2 separate regions of the Homo sapiens genome follow, and region 2 is linked to region 1. The links are chromatin loops, found by intact Hi-C in ENCODE. Cell type or tissue: PC-3. All regions are shown on one strand. Links, peaks and the distances in the headings refer to the core of each region. The heading gives the core; the rest is flanking DNA.

Region 1 (8,366 bases), core at 179-8,178:
ATTTAGGACAGATGGTACTGTAAGATAGTTAATCTACTACACTTAAATCCTCACCTCTATAATCCAGCCTTAAATACCATTCTGATCACAGCAATTCTCCAGCCTCCCAGAAAACAGCACTTAAAATTGCTTAGTGCCCAAAGTCCAAACCTTCTACCATGGCCTTCATCTTTCGTTTCATCTCCCTTTGAAACTCTGGACATACCCTCACATCTTCACCAGGACACCATACTAACTATCCTCCCACATACTACTGGGCCTTCTTACCTTTGATCATGCTGTTTGTAGGGCTGAAATACTCTTCTTCCTTTGTTCCTCATACTAAAATCCTACTCATCCCTCATGTGTCACTTCCTCTGGAAAACCTTCCTTACTTTTTAGTTTTCCACTGAGTTTCCAAAACTGCTGTCTGTAATTCTATTATTGCACGTCATTCTACCTCATAATTATTTGTTACCCCTCCTATGCTATCATCTCAAAAGCAAGAATCAGCTATCATTTATTTTTGAACTCCTTATATCAATGTTTCTTAAAATGCAGTCATTGACCACCTTCATCAGAATCACATATGACTTTGCAGAGTTTCACATTCCCAGACCTATTAATTCCCACTGCAGGGATTCTGCATCCTAACAGGCTCTCTGGGCATATAAAATTTAAGAACCATGGTCCTATTCTACCCAGGACTTAAATAGTGCTCATAGTAGGTGCTCAACAAAAGCTCATATGGCTAATAAAGGCACCTGGTAGCCATAGCTGGCCTGCATTTGTCCTTTTCACAGAATCACAGAATGTCAAAGCCAAAGGACTTTACAGGTGATCTAAAAGAACTACTGCATTTTTCAAACAAAAGACATGAAAACAGGAAAGAACAGATAATGTCTCTGGGTGAACTCTAAAAAAGAAAGATTCACAAGGACCAGACAAAGTAGCATAAGGAGGATAAAGGACATGTGAGTGGGCCTTTTCTGGGTCAAAGGTGATTAGAAGTATAGCCCAGGAATCAGTGCTGCTTATTCAGCTGCCTTAACTCCCACCCTTAGCAACATATTGCCTATAAATAATTGGAGAGAGAGGAAAGTTGAGAGATAAAGCAGGAAAACAAGAAAGGTAAAACAATCAAAGAAGTTAGGATTATGACCAAGAAATAGGCATCTTAAGAAGTGATATAAGGAAAAAGACAAAGATGATGCTGATGATGATCACAACAGGAACACCTAACACCCGAAACTTTAGATGGGCCAGGGACTTTATTACACAATATCTCTACTCCCCAAAGAAAACTTACAAGTAGGTATTTCAATCCCCAGATGAAGATTACAAAAGAGGAAACTGAGGTTTACATGGGTAAAGTGTTTGCTCAAAGAGACACAGCTAGTTAGTGCCAAAACTAGAATGAAGACCCAAGACTGGCTCCACGGCTTGTGCTCTAGATACTACCCAAAGGCTGTTATAAGATGTAAGCCTGAGAATGACTAAAACAATTAAGTGGGTGCAAATGAAGAAATGAGAAAGACACAGGAGAGGGGAGGGAGGAAAGGGTACAAAAAAAGAAAAGCTGAGTAAAAGGAAAAAAGTTCACAGATGGATAAAAAGAGAACAAATGAGGAAGACAAGTATTTAAGGTTAGTATATTTTATTTTAACAAAGTATTGCTACATCTGATGCTTGGTCTGACACAAAGTGGGGGCAACTGGGTTTGGAGCGATTTTGAAAACTTTATTTCAATGTTTATTCTTGGATTGCCCCCACTGCTGACTGTATAATTTCCACAGAAAGAGAGATTGAGAGGTGACTAGGTACAACCACAAACCATGATACATTACAGAATAAAGGCACCTATTTACTCTAACCTTTGCATCAGATATTGGACAACTCTTTAATATAAGCCATAGAAGTAGAACACTATTCAAAACCAAATGATCTCTCATAGGAGGTTAATGAGAATGAGCTAATAAAATCAAACAGCTTTCCTTTGAAAGACCCTTTCCTGTATAAAGCGTAAAACTTGTAGTGATAAAGTTTCATTGTTTAATAGGGGAGCTCTGAGAAAAATCAAGAGAAAAAAGCCAAAGCATCATTATGAAATTTTGGGCTAGCTGCCAGATTCATTATCTCTTATTTCCATTCCACCACTCCCCATAAATTAGCAGTGATTTGTCAAACAATATAAAAGACAAAAGAAAAGAAGGCAATAATATTTCAAATATATTTTTCTTCAGTTTAGCATTTCCTTCTTTTCATCACCATATCCATCATCATTGCTTATATACTTTCCCATTAAACACTGAGATAAAAACAAAACTACAAAAACACTGTCAATTCTGATAACACATGGCCTTGGCCAAGCATTCCACAGCTAAGTCCCCAAGGGAGTGAGCAGCCCTGAATCCAACCACCGTCCCACACCACCTCAATTACCACATATCAAAATGACCAGAGGTCTCTGGGAGTCTTCAACTTCTCAACCTCTAGAGCTAAGGTGTGATGCAGTCCCTGGAGTCAGGACCGCTCCTGAGAAAACACTGCTTTCTTACACAACACGTTGTCAATACAGATCAAAAAGTTCAAAGCACTTACAAAATTAATTTCCTTTAGAGAAAAGGAAACATCCTGACTCCAGCTGTCTGAGATCTGATAGTTTCTCCATAAATGCTGATTTTGTTCTGGTATATTTGTGCTCCATGATAAAGTGGAAGAACAAAAGAGTCATGTAGAAATTGGGCTATAGAACTGAGACTTTGAATACAACTGAAAACACTTCACCTTTCCATACTTCTTTTGCTCATTATGACTCAATGCCTTCTAATAACTCACTGTAACCAGGGAGTCTTCTAGATTGCTAGGTTTCTTTTGAGAATCTATGGATAAAACAAACCAACACTTTTAGAATTTAATATATTCCACAAATTTACTCCTCTTCTTTCTACTGCTCCCTAGGTGGAACCACTTCTTCTGCCTCATTGAACTCAACATCCTTCAGACTTTTAAGGCATTCCAAATCCCAGTCTTCATGTTGAACTGGGTTAAGCATTTATTAAAAAATCGTTTTCTTCTATGAATGAGCTTTCCAACTTGCTTAATCTCCTCCAAGACATCTGCTCTTTGATGAAACCCAGGAGCCTCCAACTCTGAGTAGAACATTCACTGTGTGGTCTTAAAAGAGCCATATGCATGTATTTCTCTTGCAATATGCATTCCAAATTTGGACAAAACTTTCTTGGAGCTATTTGACATAACGCTCTATAAAAATGATCCAAGAGATGACACATTTTAATGCTCCATACCTCATTTACTGAAACATGTCCAAGGATAAGTCATACAAGAAAAAAAAAAAAAACAACTTTTTTTTTTTTTTTTTTGAGACAGAGTCTTGCTCTGTGGCCCAGGCTGGAGTGCAATGCTATGATCTCGGCTCACTGCAACCTCCGCCTCGTGGGTTCAAGCGATTCTCCTGCCTTAGCCTCCAAGTAGCTGGGATTACAGGAGTGCGCCACGACGCCCGGCTGTTTTGTATTTTCAGTAGAGACAGGGTTTCACCGTGTTGGCCAGGCTGGTCTCGAACTCCTGACCTCAAGTGATCCGCCCGCCTCAGCCTCGCAAAGTGCTGGGATTACAGGTATGAGCCACTGCGCTAGGCCTTTTTTTTTTTTTTTTTAAAGATTTGGGAATGGCTGGGCGCAGTGGCTCACACCTGTAATCCCAGCACTTTGGGAGGCCAAGGCGGGCGGATCATGAGGTCAGGAGATCGAGATCATCCTGGCTAACACAGTGAAACCCCGTCTCTACTAAAAATACAAAAAATTAGCCGGGCGTGGTGGCGGTCGCCTGTGGTCCCAGCTACTGGGGAGGCTGAGGCAGGAGAATGGCGGGAGCCCGGGAGGCGGAGCTTGCAGTGAGCCGATATCGCGCCACTGCACTCCAGTCTGGGTGATACAGCGAGACTCCGTCTCAAAAAAAAAAAAAAAAAGATTTAGGAATGACAATTGGGGTTGTTCTGATAAAATAACAAGCCTTTGCTGCCATCTAGAGGTAAAAACTACGTAATGAAAATGGAGTTACCTAGAAAACAAAAGCTTGCACATCAATGGTGTAGAAACAAGTAGGAGCCCAGTAACCTTCAGGCAGCTGGGCCTGAAAGTATCAGTGACCACCATTCCAAGCCACATTTTCTTCACCAACACGTATCAGTGTTGCTCAAAAGAAACGAGCTCCACCAATACTGTGTGTCATACCAATCTGTCTCGGCCTTTCACAGTATTGAACTATGCATACCCAGGTAGGCTAGAGTTCCAGGTGAAGAAAAAATAAAGCTTACATCTAAAGGAAGTTCAATTATGGCAGCACTTTTCCAAGTGTGGTAGGCCAACCACCTGAGTTGAAGAAATCACTCTGAGAGTTTATTAAAAATGTGAATTGCTGGACATATCCACAAACCAATGAATTACAATGCATAGGAGTAAGATTCAGAAATCTACAATTTAAAGACGATCCCAACATAGATTTTTGAACACTAAATTGGAGACCCAATCTAAATCTTGATAAAGTTACAGGACATCACAGAAATCCATCTTGGGAAGGCTATTATTAATGCTATAGTCACAATATTAGCAGACTTGATTAGTCTGTCACTGACTTCAACTGCAGCTTCTACTGCTCATGGCTTGGATAATATGGTTGTTCACAGAAATGTCCTGATCTCCAAGTTGTTTCCTTCCTTTTTCGTCTTTTAAAACAATTTAGTGTTCCTTTTTCTCATAGCATACTTACTATAAAATATGTGGAGAACACAGAAAATGTAAGAAAAATCAAAAGTACCTGTAAGTCCACTAATCAGGGTTAACAACCAATAGCATGGGTGCATTTTCTTTTAGTATTTTTCTCTTCACATGTAAATAATTAAAGCATGTACACAGTTTTAAATTCTACTTTTAACATATCTAAGTAAACGTTTTCCTGAAGCTTTGGCCTCATTAACAAAGCATGTTGTCATAATTATACTATAATTCATTTAACACATCCTATTCATTTAACTGTCCATTTTTCATCATTATAAACAATGCTAAAATCAAATATCCTTGACTGCCTCTCTACATCCTAGAAAAGATTCATAAGGCTCTTGATACATACTACCAAGCTGTTCCACTAATCATCATTGGAGCTGCCCATCTCACTCATACTGTGAAAACTTTTAAAAGTCTGAAGGCCCAAGTCAAATGCCATATTCTTCATGAAGCACTCTTAAAGACAATCTCATTCGAAATTAACCTTTCTCTGGCAATCTCATGGCTCTTTGAGATTAATTTGGGACACTACTCTTGTATATGTCCTACTACACCGTGATTGCCAAATATCTATTCATCTCTGTATCTACCACTATCTCTATCAAGAACTGTGCACACAGCACACATTCAACACACACCAGATTACTTTACTGACATTCTTTTCTTCAACCTGACGATCTTTGATCTGATACATCCCCAGAAACTGGTGCTTTCAAAGCCAAATCCTCCAAACTGACTCCATGTCCTAAACAATTTCTACTTCTCCACCAACTGTACCATTAATTACCTTTTGTTCTCTTGTTTAATTCAAGATCAAGGAGGTATGCAAGCAGAGAATCCCAGCACGGATCCCTAAACCGAAATCTACAGGCATCACCAAGATTTCCACTAAAGCCCCCACAGTGCCTATGGATAAGCCTATTTACCAAAATGGCTGTGGGAAGCTACACATCGTGAGAACTGTCACCTCCAACACCTTCCTCCACGTGGGAGGGAGAAGGTAACTCATACCAATGCACTGCCTGGATACATTCATCTACAGAAATATGTGGAAAGCTAAAATTACCACTATGAAAGGCCAAAGGACCATCTCTCCAGGAAATGGTGAAGCAGCTTTGTGGACCTGATGAAGATCATCCCCCAAAAAGCAGCACGTCTACAATTATTTTACTTCTATATGTGTATATGCACACACAAACACTCGCAGGCCTAGACCCACACCCAAATCTACCCATTTCCTCATCCGACATATAATCTAACCCAAAGATGAACTATCTAGAATCAGCCTGGGATAGGACTGAATTCACTAGAACAGTTCAAGAGTTTTCTGGTGAAAACAGAAGTAATTCTTCATTCTACAGAACTTTGCTGATTAATCATATTTTGCTAAGAAAAGGTGATAGCAAAAATTCCTAATCTGAGTCAAGAAAATCAGATTATTTCCATCAAGATGACAGGACAATTAAAATCACACTTTAAGGTCTAAAACTATGATTTCTTTATGACCAGGAGGGAAAAAGCAAAGTGATAATTCTTAAAGGAGGAAAAGCATAACAAAAGTGAATAACAGCCGAATATATCCTTTGTGCAGAATACCTGACAATCACTGGTGTAGTAAGCATACCTGACCACTGGCACTTAGTCTCAGTAACATTGAGATATTTTAGGGAGACATGAATCAATATTCCAGGTGCTTGAAAAAATACAGAATTTATCATCTCACAGGACATTGTTTATTCATATCTCTTCTCTGAATAAACACTATCGAAAATCAGTTGATTCAACAAAAGCTTGGGGTTAGGAGACTCAAATTCCAATCCTAGATTTTCATTCATGTGACAACGAGCTTTGCATTCATCAATCTAAGCCTTGAGTTTCCACATGTAAAACAGGAAAGTGAAATAATTCCTCAGGTCCCTTCCAGTTCTGATAACCTATGAATATGCCCAACTATTAATACAAAATGTTGAATTCAAACAGTCATCTATAAGGGTAGACACAGTCCCCTGGCAGAAAGCTAAAGCAATTCTTTACATCACACTGAAAACTCTCTCATTGAATTGAGAGAAAGGTGTGCCTGTAATTCAGTGTGGACAGAGTAATACAGGACATTTTAAGACAAGGCATGTTTGACACAAAAGGCAGTTCAAAAAACATTTCAAAAAGCTTCAATCGAGGGGGGAAAAAAATCAATGGAACGACACTAAACATTTTTTGTGATCCTTCACTAAAAACTGGAAGCATGACCCTGGAAGAAATCCTCATGGTTAAGGACTGCTTTAGCCAGCTGCCCTGGGTTGGAGCCAGCAGAGCAAGAGTAAAGGAACTCCCATTCCCCATACTTATCTAACTAAGTCCACCTCATTGCACTAATGCCACTGTACAAACACCCCCAGGCCCCTGCAATTTCAAGGAGGAGAAGGAGCTAGAGGCCTGGGCAGCATTGAAAGGGATGATGGGCAGCATTGAGAGGGATGATGGGCAGCATTGAGAGGGATGATAGGCAGCATTGAGAGGGATGATGGGCAGCAGTCCCAGCAGGCAAGTGGCAGAGGGCAGTAGGGGGAGGTCAAGTGAATTAAAAGCCTGAAATGGAAAAGTCGAAGTGAAAGGAAAGCAGGAAGAGAATAGTAGAAGGGGATGGACTACAAAAGAAGGTGAAGACTGGGCATGGTGGCTCACGCCAGTAACCCCAGCACTTTGGGAGGCTGAGGTGAGAGGATTTCTTGAGGCCAGGAGCTCAAGACCAGTCTGGGCAACTTGGCAAGACCTTGTCTCTCCGAAAAGAAAAAAAAAAAAAAAAGCCAGGTGTGGTGGTGCACACCTGTAGTCCTAGCTAATTAGGAGGAAGAGGCAAGAGGACTGTTTGAGCCCAGAAGTCCGAGGCTGCAGTGAGCATGATCACACCACTGCACTCCAGACTGACTGACAGAGCAAGACCTTGTTTGTGGGGAAAAAAAAAAAAAAGGGTGCAGTGATGAAGCTCTAACATCAAAAAAAAAAAAATACACGTATGTACAGAGTGCTTAGTATTGTGCCTCACATAGAGCAGGTATTTGATAAATCTAGAGTGAATAGAGAATGAGTAAATGAAGAAGAGAAGGCCATTCAGTCAAGACATTTTCTCACTTGAGAAAACATGCTAAGAGATAGCAATGGTATGACAGGGTTAGGAAAAGTAGTTATGCCCAGGTGACATTCAACATTGGTAATTATGCTAATAGAAAAAAAACCCATTGGAATCCCTTAGTGAAAACCAAACAGGTTGAAAAGAAGCATAAAACAGGAAAAACAACATGCACTAACAATAGTCCCAGAAAAACAAAATACCTTGGGAAAAATTTTACTCTGAAATGAAGCACAAAATACGTTGTATGTTGAAGCTTTCAAAATTGTTTTCTCCCATGTCAGGAGACTTCCTAAAGTACATTTTTATCCAAGCTAGCATAAGTTTAAGAGGAAGCACAAAAAGAGGGACAAGATAGTATACAAAGTACTAAAAAATTTAGGTAGAAGCCAGGCACGGTGGCTCACGCCTGTAATCCCAGCACTTTGGGAGTCCGAGGCGGTGGATCACCTGAG
Region 2 (8,366 bases), core at 85-8,084, 630 kb before region 1:
ATCTGAGGAGAGTGTCCTATAGTATGGGGATGCAATTACCCATCCACAAAGAGAGGACAGAGGAGGAAAAAGGAAAAAGAAGGCTTTTTTTCCAAGATGCCCCCCCAGGACTCAGGATGCATTCAAGGGGGGTACGAACTAAAGATGAATGGTTCTTTAGACAAAAGAACTGCCTCAGTGGGTGCATGGACTAAAACAGAGCAAGTGCTACTGACCCCATTTTGGGAAGATGAATTGTTACCCAGCTGGGAAGAGTGGATAAGCCATCCCCAATTCCTTTTACTTCCCAGTGAATACCCAGGGTACATGAGGGAGAGAAAAAATAGGCATCTCTTTTCTTTCTTATGTCCTTGTATCTGAGTCCCAGCGACCTTGACAAGGTGCCACCCATGGGTGCCAATGTGGCTTTCACTCATAGTAACAGAAGGGCCAAGGGGGTGGGAATATTTGAACTCACCCACATATGCCCTGTCCCTGCCTGTTGTCATAACCTTTGAGTTCCCTAGGCCTCATTTATGCCATGGATACAGGCATGACCTCTATCCATGAAACAGGAGGCTTGGTTTGATTGGCAGGAATTAGCCATGGTCACTTATGCTTTGCATTTTAACTTCCATTGTTGTCTGCCTCTGGACCCCTCATATTCAATTTTCTATCCTGAGTCTTCAACTCTAAGCTTGGAATTGAGTTTGGGACAAAAGAACTGCCTCAGTGGGTACATGGACTCATCAAGTCCCAGGTGTCCCTCGCCAGACTGCAGCCAGCAGCCAGCGGGACTGCTCCTCTGCTGCCTCCTTACCATAAGCCAAATGCTAAGGTAAAGCTGAGGAGCTGGGTCCTCTTCAAACAAGGGAGCGAAAAAGGGTGTCCTGTGGCCTAACAAGATGCCTTCCAAAAGGAGGAAAAAAAACTCTTGCATAGAAAACTCCCTATATCTACAGGGCTGTGTTAACTGCTGACAGGGTGGAGAAAAGGAAGAAAAAAAAGCTTAAGTTCAGGGCTGGGAAGATGCCTTGGGTAGAAACCTCTTATTTATTCTTATGCAAGTGGGTTTCTTCAACAGGAAAAGAAACTTTTAATTGCTGTCTCCTCCTTCTTGGCTCAGCAAGGGGAGGAAAGACTCCTTGGGCACCTAGCAGGAGGGGACGGCAAGTGAGAAATGCTGGCCAGCCAGCCATGAGGGACCCTTGTGCTGTGTGCCCCAGCCAGGAGGGGAGCAGGGCAGGGAGCTTGCCAATCTGTCTTGTGTGCATGCCTGTGGCCATTGGGGTGGGGGTGGAACATGCCCACTAAAAGATAGGTGCCATTACAGTCCTGAAAAAAGAAGGAAAATGCCATAGAAAAGACTGGGTTGGACAAAGGCCAACATTCCTGACCCCTGAGAGCAACAGGGGGGCAGGGGGCAGGTTGCAGTATCCCCTGCCTTCCGAAAAAGTCTGAGGATAAGAAAGCTCAGAAACAAAAGTGAAAGAGATTGTTGGGTCCACATTTTACTCAACCTTCTGACAAATGCCAGACAAGCCTCCAAAATGATGCAGAATTTTTTGCTCTGAACTAAGGTTCAGCTTGGTCTGGGTTCTTGTCTCACAATCAGGAAGAAGTAGATACATGGACACTGGAAGAGTGAGCAAGGCAGGAAGTTTTACTGAGTGATGAAACAGCTTTTAGTGGGGAAGTTACACAGGGGTAGTTCCCCTGCCTGAAGGTAAGAGAGTTTCCAATATGGCTGAGCCCAGGGCTTTTTATGGGCTCAGAATAGGGAGTGCGTGCTGATTAGCTTGTGAGTATGCAAAAAAGTCAAAGACACCACTTAAAAATGGGCATGATAGTGTAGGAAACCAATTAGGAAAGGGTAGGTATATGTAAAATAGTTGAAGGCTGAGTATCAATCAGAGGAAAGCACGCCAAACAGGAGGGCGGGTTCTCAATCTGGTTCAAGGATTTACCTGGGACTGTTTCTGACTTGAAGGTTGAATTTCACCGGGGACCCACCCCTACCTGCCTAGGTATTTATCAACAAGGCTGCAATCAAGTTGTCAGTCATGTGAAGCTCGATTAAAGAAGGATCCATTTCCAAGTTCACATGGCTGTTAGCAGGATTCAGTTCTTTGCAGGTTTTCAGAATGAGGGCATTTCCTTGATGACTACTGGCAAGAGGTCACCCTCAATTCCTTCCCCACGGGCTTCTTCATATGGCAGCTTAAACCCCCTTATACATATATAGTTTGCAAATATTTCTTCCCAATCTGTAGGTTGCCATTTCATTTTGTTGTTTCCTTTGCTATGCAGAAGCTTTTTAGTTTGATATAGTCCCATTTATTTATTTTTGCTTTTATAGTGAGCTTTTGGTATGATATCCAAAAAATTACTGCCACTGCCAGTGTCCAAAAACTTTTTCCCTTTGTTCTCTTTTAGGAAATTTATAGTTTCAGGTTTACATTTAGGTATTTTATCAATTTTGCAAAACTCCTAATTTTGGTACATAGCATCTGTTACAGTCAGCCCTCTGTATCTGTGGGTTCCACATCCAGGGATTCAACCAACCATGAAAAAATATTTGAGAAAAGATAAATGGTTGTGTCTGCCCTGAACATCCACAAATTTGTTTTTCTTTTTATTATCCCCTAAATAATACAGTATAACAACTAGTTATATAGCATTCACATTGTATTAGGTATTATAAACAACCTAGAAATGATTAAAAGTACAGTTATTATTCCTTGTTATATGTGGGGGATTTGTTCCAGGACTCCCAAGTACACCAAAAGCCATGCATACTCCAGGTCTTGAAGTCAGCCCTTTGGAACCCACGTATAAGAAGAGTTGGTGCTCCATATACACTGGTTTGACATTCCTCAATAATGTATTTTCCATCTGTGTTTGGTTGAAAACATCTGCTTATAAGTGGACCTGCACAGTTTAAGCCAACATTGTTCAAAAGTCAACTGTATACAGAACGATATGCATAGGTTATATGCCAATGCTACACCATTTTATATAGGAAACTTGAGCATCCATGGATTTTGGTATCCACAGGGGGTCCTGGAATCAATCCCCTATGGATAGTGAAGGACAGCTGTGTATCTTGATGCCTCAGCCAAAATCTCAATATAAGCATTCTGTTTTGTGTATATGTCTATTTTTCCAACAAAAATTGAAGTTCCTTGAAGGCAAGGACTGTGTCTCACTCATCTTGGTGTGCCCCACCTATTACGCTGCAGTACATGCAGCCCTTAGTAAATATCCATGAATTAGCAAAGCAGAGAGGAAACTGTTTCAAGATGTTTATAATACTTAAGAAATGGCTTTGCTGGCTGGGCATGGTGGCTCACACCTGTAATCCCAGCATTTTGGGAGGACAAGCTGGGCTGATCACTTGAGGCCAGGAGTTCGAGACCAGCCTGGCCAACATGGCAAAACCCCATCTCTACCAAAAATAGAAAACTTAGTCAGGCATGTTGGGGCATGCCTGTAATCCCAGCTATTAGGGTGGCTGAGGCAGGAGAATCACTTGAACCCGGGAAACAGAAGTTGCAGTGAGGAGATCGCACCACTGCACTTCAGCCTAGATGACAGAGTGAGACTTTGTCTCAAAAAAAAAAATGCCTTCACTGTTGTTTCATTCATTATTTCTTTCACTCATTCAACAAACCTATTCATGCACCATGCTGTTTGCCAAGAGGATATTCTCAACTTAGAAGGAGAGTACCATAATTTCTTTTCCCACTTCAAGAAACTCTTCTTTGTCTTCTAGCCACAGAGCTAACAATGACTAATGACGGAACTTTGGGAAAGCAGCATGCTAATATGTCTGAAGTGGCATAGCAATATTGCCTCTGTGATGTATCCCTCCCTGAAATTGTCACACCATGTGATTCACTCAAAACCTTCCAATAGCTTCCCATGACACTTAGAATAACAACCACCTAGGTAACAGATTATCCACCCTTTGCATTTTCCAGCTTCGTTTTCCATTGCACACCTGTCATGCACTCCTTTCCAGGAATATGTTGCTATTTTTAAAAGAAGCCAAGCAAGCTCTTACCTTAGTGCCTTTACACTGCTGCGCTGCTGCCTGAGACCCTTTTCCCTCATTTCATTCATACCTCAGCTCAAATACCACCTCATCAGACAGGCTTTTTTGGAAACTCACTCTTAAAAAGCATTCCCGTTATCTCTATTTCCTAACTGTTTTTGATTCTTCATGACATTATGCTATATTTTTCTTTGATTTTTGTTTACCATCTGACATGGTTTGGCTCTGAATCCCCACTCAAATCTCATCTCGAATTGTAATCCCCACGTGTTGAGGGAGGGAACTGGTGGGAGGTGATTTGATCATGGGGGCAGTTTCCCCCATGTTTTTCTCATGATAGTGAAGAAGCTTTTAAGAGATTTGATGCTTACACCTGTAATCCCAGCCCTTTAGGAGGCTGAGTGGGGAGGATCATTTGAGCCCAGGAGCTCAAGGCTGCAGTGAGCTATGATCACACCACTGTACTCCAGGCTGGATGACAGACTCTAAAAAAAAAAAAAAGAAAGAAAGAAAGAAAAGAAAAACGTAACGATAGTGATTTTGTCTTTGGCCAAACACTGAGGCTTGCGTCCAGCATTACCTGTCCAAATGCTGGTTCAAGTCTGCCCCCTAGAGTAGAGTAACCAGAATGTCTTGACAGTAATAATGAGCTGTATTAAGGTCATAACAACACTTGGCTTTTCTGGGAGGCTGTCATACTGTTTTCTGCATTACTTGAAAGTGTGTCAGCTATTACTTTTATAAGCAAAAAAAGTTTCCATTTTAGGAGGGAAAATATCAACTCCAAATACAGTTTTTCATTGTGAGAGAGTCATCTATGACAGTGTTTGGCCTACAATAGGCAGAATTAATTCAAGTTTTAGGGTCCTGCTTGTTTAGAGTCACACTCTCAAACTGTATATGGTCGTCGCTCAGTATGCACAGGAGGTTGGCCCAGGATCCTCACAGATACCAAAATCCGATGATGTTCATATCTCTTATATAAAATGACATAGTAATTGCATATAACCTATTCACATCTTCCTACATACTTTAAATCATCTCTAGATTACTTATAATACCTAACACAATGTAAACACTATGCAAAAAGTTGCTATACTGTATTGTTTTTATTTGGATGGTCTTTTATTGTTGTATTATTATTATTATTGGTTTTATTTTTGAATGTTTTTGATCTGTGATTGGTCGAATCTGTTGATGTAGAACCTGTGCATATGGAAAGCCAGCTATATATTGAGATGCTACTATGTGATAGGTGCCTATTAAGTTTTGGGAATGGAAAGATGATTAAGATATGGTTTCTCTCACTAAGAGTTCACGGGCTAGAGAGGAAGACAGACGTGTAAGGAAATCATTCCATTACATAATGAAGCCTACATGAGCTATACTATAGCACAAGAAAGAATATGAATAGACAGGGCACTTTTATTTCGAGAAGAAAGACGGAAACAAGGAAGAACGGAAGAAAGACAGTTTAGGTATAACAAAATTTACTTAAAATGTTGTAACTAGTATTAGGCCAATTAACCCAAAATAGCACCTTGGATTAATTAAATTTAAATACATTTTAAGCTCAGTTAAACTTAAAAACTAAAATGTTAGTAATATAAAAAGAGGTTTGAAAGTTAGCCAAGGTATAGATCAGTGCTATCTAATAGAAATATAATATGAGACATATATGCTGTTTTAAATTTTCTAGTAACTACATTTATATAAGGAAAAAAGATAATTAATTTTCATAATATATTTGATTTAACCAAATATATCTAAAATATTATTATTTCTATTGTAAGAAATGAAGCAAGATATAAAGGGCCTGAAATCAGGTTGTAGCAATGAGAATAGAGGGAATTCGGTAGATCCAAGTGATATTTAGAGGCAAAATAGACACAAGTTGATGATTAATTAGATGGAGAATGGGAGAAAAGGAGGAGTACAAGTGGCTTCAAACCCAGGTAAGTTCTTCCACGAGCAACTGGTAAATGATGCTACCAGTCACTGAGATAGGGAACACAGAAAGAGGGGCAGAAGGAGAGCAGACAGGGCAATAAAGAACAGTTTACTTTCAAAAGATGAGTTTGAGATGTCTGTGAAACCTGTAACTAATATGTCCAAAGGATGCTTTTATATATGAGTGTGCTGCTCAGGAGAGAGTCTGCACCACAGGGACAGATTTGGGAGCCATCAGCACATAGGTGGCCGATACCCTGCACGTGTTTGAGATTACCCAGGGAAGATAAGGTAACTGAGGCAAATGCTTAGACAGAGCTCTGAAGAAAATCCGTATTTAAGGTATATGGATCTCTCACCAAAGCACCAAAACAACCAGCAGTGATAGGAGAGGTACAAGGAAAACCAGAAGAATATAAGTCTCAACAGCCAGCCAGAGAGGGGCTTCAAGAGGGAGGGAGTAATCAGCAATGTCTGATGCTTCTAGAAAGTCAAGCAAAGTCAAGAGATGTTTTCACAGAATTTGACAGTAAGGAGCTCAAGGGTGACTTTGAAGAGAACGGTTTCTATAAAGGGTAAGGACAGAAGTCACATTGCAGCAGACTCAAAACTGAGGGGAAATGTAGATAACTCTTCAAGAAGTTTTCTATGAAAAGGAAGATAGCTAAGTTGGTTACTATTGGCTATCAAGAATGGTATCTCTTGGTATGTTATGAGGGAAAGTTTTTATGGCAGAAGTGACGGCCGGGCGCGGTGGCTTACGCCTGTAATCCCAGCACTTTGGGAGGCTGAGGTGGGCGGATCACGAGGTCAGGCGATTGAGACCATCCTGGCTAACACGGTGAAACCCCGTCTCTGCTAAAAAAAATATAAAGAAATTAGCTGGGCATGGTGACCGGCGCCTTAGTCCCAGCTACTCGGGAGGCTGAGGCAGGAGAATGGCGTGAACCCCGGAGGCGGAGCTTGCAGTGAGCCGGGATCTCGCCACTGCACTCCAGCCTGGGCGACAGAGCGAGACTCCGTCTCAAAAAAAAAAAAACAAAGTGACTTGACTCCACTTAAACACCATTTAAAATTATGTAATAAACAATTTTATCGATTAAAGAGATGTTAATGATATATTCTTAACTGAAATGAGATTATGACTGAAAAAGTGTTTGATGTGCACTTACGTTCATGTGCACATGTACACGTAAATAGCATTCTGGAAGTACATACACCAAGGCATTAACCATATTTATCTCCGAGAAGGTAAACAAACACATTTAAAATTTTTGTTCTGTTAGGCGTGGGGGCTCACACCAGTAATCTCAGCACTTTGAAGAGGCCAAAGCAGGAAGATCTCTTGAGCCCAGGAGTTTCAGAACAGCCTGGGCAACATAGGGAAACCCCCCCACCTTACAAATACTTTTTTTTTAATTAGCTGGCTGTGGTGGTGTATGCCTATGGTCCCAGCTACTGGGGCGACTAGGGTGGCAGGATCACTTGAACCCAGGAGGTTGAGGCTGCAGTGAGCAGTGTTTGCACGGTGGAAGATGATTGGATCATGGGGAAAGTTTCCCCAGTGCTGTTCTCATGATTGTGAATGAATTCTCACAAGATCTGATGGTTTTATAAAGCAATTTTCCCTGCTCTTGCTAGCTCTCTCTTTCCTGCCATCAAGTGAAGAAGGTCCTTGCTTCCCCTTCGCCTTCTGCCATGATTGTAGGTTTCTTGAGGCCTCCCCAGCCATGTGCAAATGTGAGTCGATTAAACCTCTTTTAAACCTCTTTTCTTTATAAATTACCCAGTCTTGGGCAGTTCTTTTTTTTTTTTTTTTTTTTTTTTTAGATGGCGTCTCACTCTGCCACCCAGGCTGGAGAGCAGTGGAGCAATCTCAGCTCACTGCAACCTCTGCCTCCCAGGTTCAAGCAATTCTCCTGCCTCAACCTCTCGAGTAGCTGGGATTACAAGTGCCTGCCACCACACCTGGCTAATTTTTGGTATTTTTATTAGAGATGGAGTTTCACTGTGTTGGCCAGGCTGGTCTTGAACTCCTGACCTCAGATGATCCACCTGCCTCGGTCTCCCAAAGTGCTGGGATTACAGGCATGAGCCACTGCATCTGGCCTTGTGCAGCTCTTTATAGCAGTGTGAGAATGGGCAAATATAGGAAATCGGTACTGCAGAGAGTGGGGTACTGCGATACAGGTACCAAAAAATGTGGAAGTGACTTTGAAACTGGGTAACAGGCAGAGGTTGGAACAGTTTGGAGGGCTCAGAAGACAGGAAAATGTGGGAAAGTTTGGAACTTCCTAGAGACTTGTCAAATGGTTTTGACCAAAATGCTGATAGCAGTGTAGACAATGAAGTCCAGGCTGAGATGGTCTCAGATGGAGAT

Evidence for each region. A loop is a pair of places that touch in the nucleus more often than their neighbours do. Peaks named below come from ENCODE experiments on the same cell type or tissue, not always from the same donor. Only the 100,000 strongest peaks of a DNase experiment are listed, where the experiment ranks them.
Region 2: it touches region 1 in a loop (4-fold over the local background); 7 of 110 quality-filtered maps call a loop at or near these places.

Annotation. Positions count from the first base shown.
Region 1 is chr3:99,827,836-99,836,201 of GRCh38, reverse strand. The region is part of intron 1 of CMSS1 (cms1 ribosomal small subunit homolog); the gene reads right to left. It overlaps FILIP1L (filamin A interacting protein 1 like), which reads left to right. Exons shown (of 6, transcript NM_001387850.1): 6 at 5,597-7,391. The coding sequence ends at 5,788. All of the region lies in intron 1 of LOC105374010 (a long non-coding RNA gene), which reads right to left. Among named protein-coding and RNA genes, the nearest start is that of HP09053, 8.2 kb to the right of the region's middle. In PC-3, for the core only: a CTCF peak has its summit at 4,032 (motif pointing left); a DNase peak (open chromatin) is centred at 4,031; H3K27ac peaks cover 358 bases.
Region 2 is chr3:100,459,393-100,467,758 of GRCh38, reverse strand. No RefSeq gene overlaps it. Among named protein-coding and RNA genes, the nearest start is that of TMEM45A, 29 kb to the left of the region's middle. RefSeq lists enhancers at 1,235-1,735, 1,465-1,774. In PC-3, for the core only: CTCF peaks have their summits at 4,458 and 4,657 (motif pointing left); DNase peaks (open chromatin) are centred at 3,818 and 4,648.